Regions from separate parts of the Homo sapiens genome. Here region 2 is linked to region 1. The links are chromatin loops, found by intact Hi-C in ENCODE. Cell type or tissue: Caco-2. All regions are shown on one strand. Links, peaks and the distances in the headings refer to the core of each region. The heading gives the core; the rest is flanking DNA.

Evidence for each region. A loop is a pair of places that touch in the nucleus more often than their neighbours do. Peaks named below come from ENCODE experiments on the same cell type or tissue, not always from the same donor. Only the 100,000 strongest peaks of a DNase experiment are listed, where the experiment ranks them.
Region 2: it touches region 1 in a loop (7-fold over the local background); 1 of 110 quality-filtered maps calls a loop at or near these places.

What each region holds. Positions count from the first base shown.
Region 1 is chr3:193,909,407-193,912,316 of GRCh38, reverse strand. No RefSeq gene overlaps it. Among named protein-coding and RNA genes, the nearest start is that of LINC02038, 67 kb to the right of the region's middle. In Caco-2, for the core only: no CTCF peak of the experiment used is centred there; a DNase peak (open chromatin) is centred at 1,206; H3K4me3 peaks cover 1,115 bases.
Region 2 is chr3:193,812,188-193,815,097 of GRCh38, reverse strand. No RefSeq gene overlaps it. Among named protein-coding and RNA genes, the nearest start is that of LINC02038, 30 kb to the left of the region's middle. RefSeq lists enhancers at 1-6, 1,829-2,738. In Caco-2, for the core only: no CTCF peak of the experiment used is centred there; DNase peaks (open chromatin) are centred at 822 and 1,427.

The DNA of each region.
Region 1 (2,910 bases), core at 118-2,617:
GAGACCCTATCTCTAAAAAATATTAAAAAGCCAGTGGAGAAAGTGCCTACGATCACCTCCAGCACAAGGCATAACGTGGCAAGTGCCTAAAAAGAAGCAGAGGGAAGTGGTGCTGGCCGGAAAGAATGAGCCGGACATTATCAAGCAGAGATGGCAGGCAGAAGGCGTGACAGTTTTGCAGAGGAAATGGCATAAACAAAGATATGTGTGAGAAAAATGAAGGCCTTGCTCACGGAAACAGTGCTGTGAAGTGACTGAGAGTGAGGATTCTGTGCCCTTAGAAGAGTTATTCAAACTTCCCATCCCTTAGTCTTCACTGTAAGTGGGGGCCGTTATCCTCATCTGCCTGGGAGAGGTCTGTCAATGAGAGTTGCCTGTGTTGTACTCTAGAGGTGCAGGGCGAATGGTAGCTTTCACTATTATGAATTTACGAAATTTTTATGAAATGCCAAAAAGTTCCGTGAGGCATAGAAATGTGATCAGCAGGAAGTCAGGCTGATAGCAAAGAGTCTTGAATGCCAGGCTGAAGAGACAAAAGAAGGAGGGAGAGTTCCAGGCTTGCTTTATTCTAAAAGTCACCAGAGGAGCTTCTGAAAATGAAGTCCCTCATCTTCCTACTCTGACATGGGGCCCAGGGAGCTGGATTTTAGCAAGAGTCCCTGGTGATTCTTATGCGGATGCGGCTTAAGAAAATAAATGTTTTTAACCTGAAGGTTGAAGGGGGCATTGTCTTCAACTGCTGAGCTGGTGGACCCATCTGCAAACCAACGATATGCCGACTACTCCCAGTTCTCCTTGTGCAAAGCCAGCAACTGCTAAATAGTTGGAGCTGATAGTTGGAAGGAGGAAGCATGTGGTCCGGGATTGAAGGAGAGCTCTGGGGACCTTTCGAGGAGCCACCCTTCCCCTGTGGCTGTGCAAGGTGGTGACCCAAGCTCATGTTCTCGTCCCAGCTCCAACGCTGCCAAGTCACTGTGTGTCACTTGGATGATTCTTGCCTCTTTTCTGAGCTGCAACTTCCTCCTCTGTTTGAAAAAACAGAAAGTTGAGAGGTCTGAATTGGGCAAACTCTAAAGTCCCTTCCAGTTCCAACTTTATCTGTTTATCAAACAGCCTAATCTTTGCAAAAGCACTTGCAATGGCTACAGCCTGGAGACAGTCTTTGCAAACTTTGCAGTCAGACTCAAGGCTCTGGGGGTTATGCAAAGGGCACTGAATACTCCTGCCATCAAGATAACAGAAGGAACCCTTCTCTGGGGAGGGTTGTTCACATGCACCTCAGTACACGCAGCTCTGAGAGCTGGGACTTGTCTGATTTAACCCTTATCACCCTGCAGCATTTGGTGGGGCCAAGGTGGAAGCAGTTAGTCAGTTACCTCTGACTTTCTGGCACTTCCTTTGCCTGAAACAAGCCAATTGGGTTTTAGTGCTCTCTGATCAGAAGCTTCATGAGTCTGTGGTGTGAAAAGTGAAGAAAATAAGTGTCTTTGATTTCAGATAAATCACTTATGCACTCCAGGACTCAGTTTCTTTGTCTGAAAAATTTTCACTCCCTGAAAGAGGATACTTTTGCTTCTTAATTGCCATCAAATTTGGATGGCACAACTTTTACTGAATTCTTTTTTTTATCCCACAAAATTGAGAAATGGTCAGACTTTTTAGGACCAGTTTAAAAATAATAGTTTCATCTCAAGCAAAAGGCTGGCTTTCTATTCACCTTATCTCTGTTAAAGGCATCTTTACATTTTGAGGCAGAAAGTGGTAACAGTGACCTCACTCAGGGCCTTTCTCCCTGGCGGCTTCCACATACCTCTGCACACACAGATCTGAGGGATCTGACTTAACCTTTATCTCACTCATTGAGTTTTCAACTGAGTAGATTTATGAAATATCCATCTAAAGAGTCACAATGATTTCTTGATATATTTTCTAAAGCAAAAGGTGGGGGAAAATGTCTGAGACTGTAATCCCTTGCTAATTGATTTTCTCATTTCCAGATTCAAGGGTCTGGAGATAATAATTTGCAAAGGGGAAAAATATAAACTCTCAGGAAAACACACTGCTCAGGGTATAGGGGAGGAGGGTGCTGTGTGAGGAGTGGCTTGTGGCAACATGACTGGGGAATGAAGAAGAGTTAGGGCATAGCGATTTTATGAAAAAGGCCGAAGGAGTGAAGGTGGATGGGACTCCAGGACTCTGATAGCTTCTGGCTAGTTGGTCTTCTCCTGCCTTCTAGGGCAGTACCATTTTCCTTACACCGTTATTTTGCCCCCGGACGCCTCCTTGTATATCCGCCCTCCCATCCTCTGAGGAAGGCACTGGTCTCCCTGAATAGCAAGGTTTGCTTTCCTTCACCATGGCTGCCTGCCCCCTGAGCATCGAGCCTCTGGTCTGGCCTGGGGGCCACCAGGGCACCCCACTCTCCCACCTTGAAGCAGGGCACAGACAGCAGAGGAGTCTTCCATAGGAGTCAGGTCCTGAGGGCAACTTCCCTGTTCTCCCTCCACAGCACGCTGGGTCCTCACCAGGGCCACCCTCTATATGCCAGGCAGAAGGACTCCTGGAATCCCCACTTCAGCTGCTGAGGCCCACAGAGGAGTGGGTGAGAGGCTGACTGTCAGAGGTTGCTGAGAACCCAAGGTGCCTGAGAAGGGGTAGCTTGAAGTAATCCCATCCAAGAGTGTCAACGTGCAGTTTCTATTTGACTGCGCAAAGTTCTGGTGACAAATATTTATTGAGGCCTCCTAAAAGCCCTGTGCTCAAGTGTGCTTCAGGGCATAAAGAGAGGAAAGAAATGTGGTTCAGTCCCTGGGGCACTAGAGGGCTGCTGGGGGAGACACACAGACTCCCCAGGCACCCTGATAACCAGGCTTCCTTCTCTGCTGGGACACTGAAGACTTGCTTGGTAGA
Region 2 (2,910 bases), core at 116-2,615, 97 kb after region 1:
CCCACACTTTATCTTTGTGTGTATTAGAAAACAGTGCCCCTTTTGCTGTCTGGGTAACCCCATCCAAGCATATAGCTTAGGACGTGGAGGGTGGTTGGGATTCCATCCCCATTTGGCCCCGTGGCCAGGTGTCCTTGTGCTGTGTAAACCCTGCACACCCTTACCTGGCTGTTGTGGAAGAAAATCAATCCACACTCTATTAGCATAAGGAACAATTCCCGGGACAAGGGCATGGGAGAGCCACAGTGGGACATTCTCAGTCCTTTAGGATCTCACACTACCCTGGCCTGCAGCCTCTCTCTACCTCTCCTGAATTAATAGCACCTTGTCTTCATCTCAATCAGTGATCCAAACACATGAAGAACCAAAGTACCCAGGGCCCCTTTCCCTGAAGCAAATCAGCTGGTCCACATACATGTCTGAAGTCCACGGGCTCGCCAGTCTGTGTGGGCTCTGCTGGCTCCACTGCATGCACAGAGCCTCCAACTCACAGAGCTACACTCACCATACCCCGCTAACACAGTGGAGAGAAGTTCCTGTCAAGTGGAGGGACTGGAGGAAACTTCATTTGGTGAGGACTTCTGTGGGGGGCTAAAGACTAAGCAGGCAGAGGTCATGGAAGTCCACCCATGAGCCAAGTCTAGGCGGTGGGGAACATGGGCGCAGCTGAGAAGAACGTGCCAAGGTCAAGTGAGCTGTGTGTGAAGAAGAGCAGTGGGTGAGGTGGGTTCTGAGTGTCAAGGGTAGGAAGGGGCAGGCAGGAGCAGGTCATAGCGGTCCTGAATGCTAAGACAAGCAGTTCAGAGGCCACCTGGTCTTCACGCTGACAATCTCAGCTGCACTCTCTGAGGAGACCTACAGGGCAAATCTTTCCGTGCGGTTGGTAATTTTTGACACTAGAAAAGTGTGAGTTCAAGAATGTGAGTTACACTCTCACCCAGTCAAGATGCTGGTCTTTCTCCTCAACGTGGGACTTGTTCTGAGTGAAGCCAGTACAGTGCCCGGAAGAAAGCATTGATCTTGAATCTGCTCAAGCAGGTGGCTAATTGTGTGATTGAGAACTCTGAATTTTGCCCCGTAGAGTCCCTATGCAGCAGGGCTGTGATATGCTCATCTGTGTATCATTATTCATTCATTTGTTCATTCTTCATACATCAGCCTCCAACTGAGGTTTTCCTTCAAGCCAGGTCACCACGAGAGCCAAGGACAAATCGAAGCAGCAGCAGACTGGGTCCCTCATGCCTTTCTTTATTCTCTTAGAGCCTCCATCGTAGTAAATTGCCTCTGAGAGAAGGATGAAAGACATAAATATATGCTTCTTATCTCTCAGGCAGGTGCAGTTTTGTTTTCTCTTCTGGACAGGGTATGTTGCTTAGGAAGTCTTGCAGGTAAGTGGCTGGAATGTCTCTAAAAGCCTGAGGCTAGAAATGTGAGGGCCGGTGGCCTGGAATGCAGCCTTCTATTGCTGGGACAAAAACACCTGTGAACTTTTCTTTGCGTGCTTGTATTTAGCTTTGCAGTGCAGCTGTGCATAGCCCTTTATTCCTCTATAGACTCTGTTTCTTGAAGCAAAAGACCCCAGTCCCCTATTGCCTCTCCCTCAGCTCCGCCTGTGTCTAGCGTCCGGCTAGGTGCAAAGTAGGTGATAAGTTAATGAATGTTTAACTGAATAACCCTTTCCTGCTCTGGGGTAATACCCAATACAAAGTCCTCTCTGCCCTCACGCCTCTACCCTCCAAACACACATTGACACCCTCACCCCAGACTGCAGGTGGCACTAGAAGAGCTGGGAGGGTCTGAGGTAGTGGGGGTGAGGGGCTGGGGCCTTGATTTAAACACAGACATCTTCCTGCTAGATTTCACACTGGAAAACAAATCCCAGCTTTTGTTCAAACCCTGGTTCATTGGAAGTAGTGCCCCACCCCTGGGAGGCTAAGGAGTAGGCAAACAGGATTCATGCTTATCCAAAAGGCTGATCCACACTTGAGACCTGTCCTCATCAGAGCACTGCAGTCTCACCAGTTAACAAGAGTCCCCATGAAAATTTCCTGCAGCAAACGTGACAGACGTGCTGTTTTGCAAATTGTGGCCTGCATTTGCCTAATCCCCTAGCCTGGGCAGATGCATATGAAAGGACTCCCCAAGGCTGCAGGAAGAAACAAGGGAGGCCTCCCTTCCCCCAGCACAGTCAGAGGACCCCAAGCTGGCCATGGCCCATTCCCGCCCACTGGTAGCTTCCCCTTGGTTTGGAAAACTGGAAGGTGATTGAAGAATAATGTTTCTATAGAGGTCACTAAATTGTACTGGCCACAACCTGTGCCAGGTCCTATATTCTTTCATTTCATTCTCACAATCACTTCCCAGGGGTGCTGGTGCTATTCCTGTTTTGCAGATGAAGAGACCAAGAGAGGCTAAGTTGGGGTTAAGTAACTCTCCAAAGTCCTCTATTGGGTAGGTAACAGAGTCAGGACTCCAGTCAGATCATGCGGAGCATCCAATTCGTGGTCTCTCCACTACAATGCACTCAAGCCCAGGTAGAATGCAAGAGGCAATTTGGTCTCCTCTCCAAAGCTCCACCCCCACATGATGCTCCAGGCTTCTCTCTTCCCCTGTCCCGTTCCTCTGGCATCAGCATTACAATGTCTCTGCATTCTCTGCAAAGTGAGTTATTATTTTAGAGAAAATGTGGATATGGCTCAGTTGACTTTGTTACAGGAATAGACACCCCCAGTGCCAAGAGGTCCCTTAATGCCCTGCTTGTGGGGAAATGAACATAAGCCGCCACTCTGAAGCTGTCAGGCCGCAGTGAGTAATGATCCCAAGGCTTGGCTATCTTCATGACATTTGATAGTCATTTTGCCATTCTTGTTCTCATTTAGTGAGCCTTGAAGTGTAGTAGGTGTGGTTATG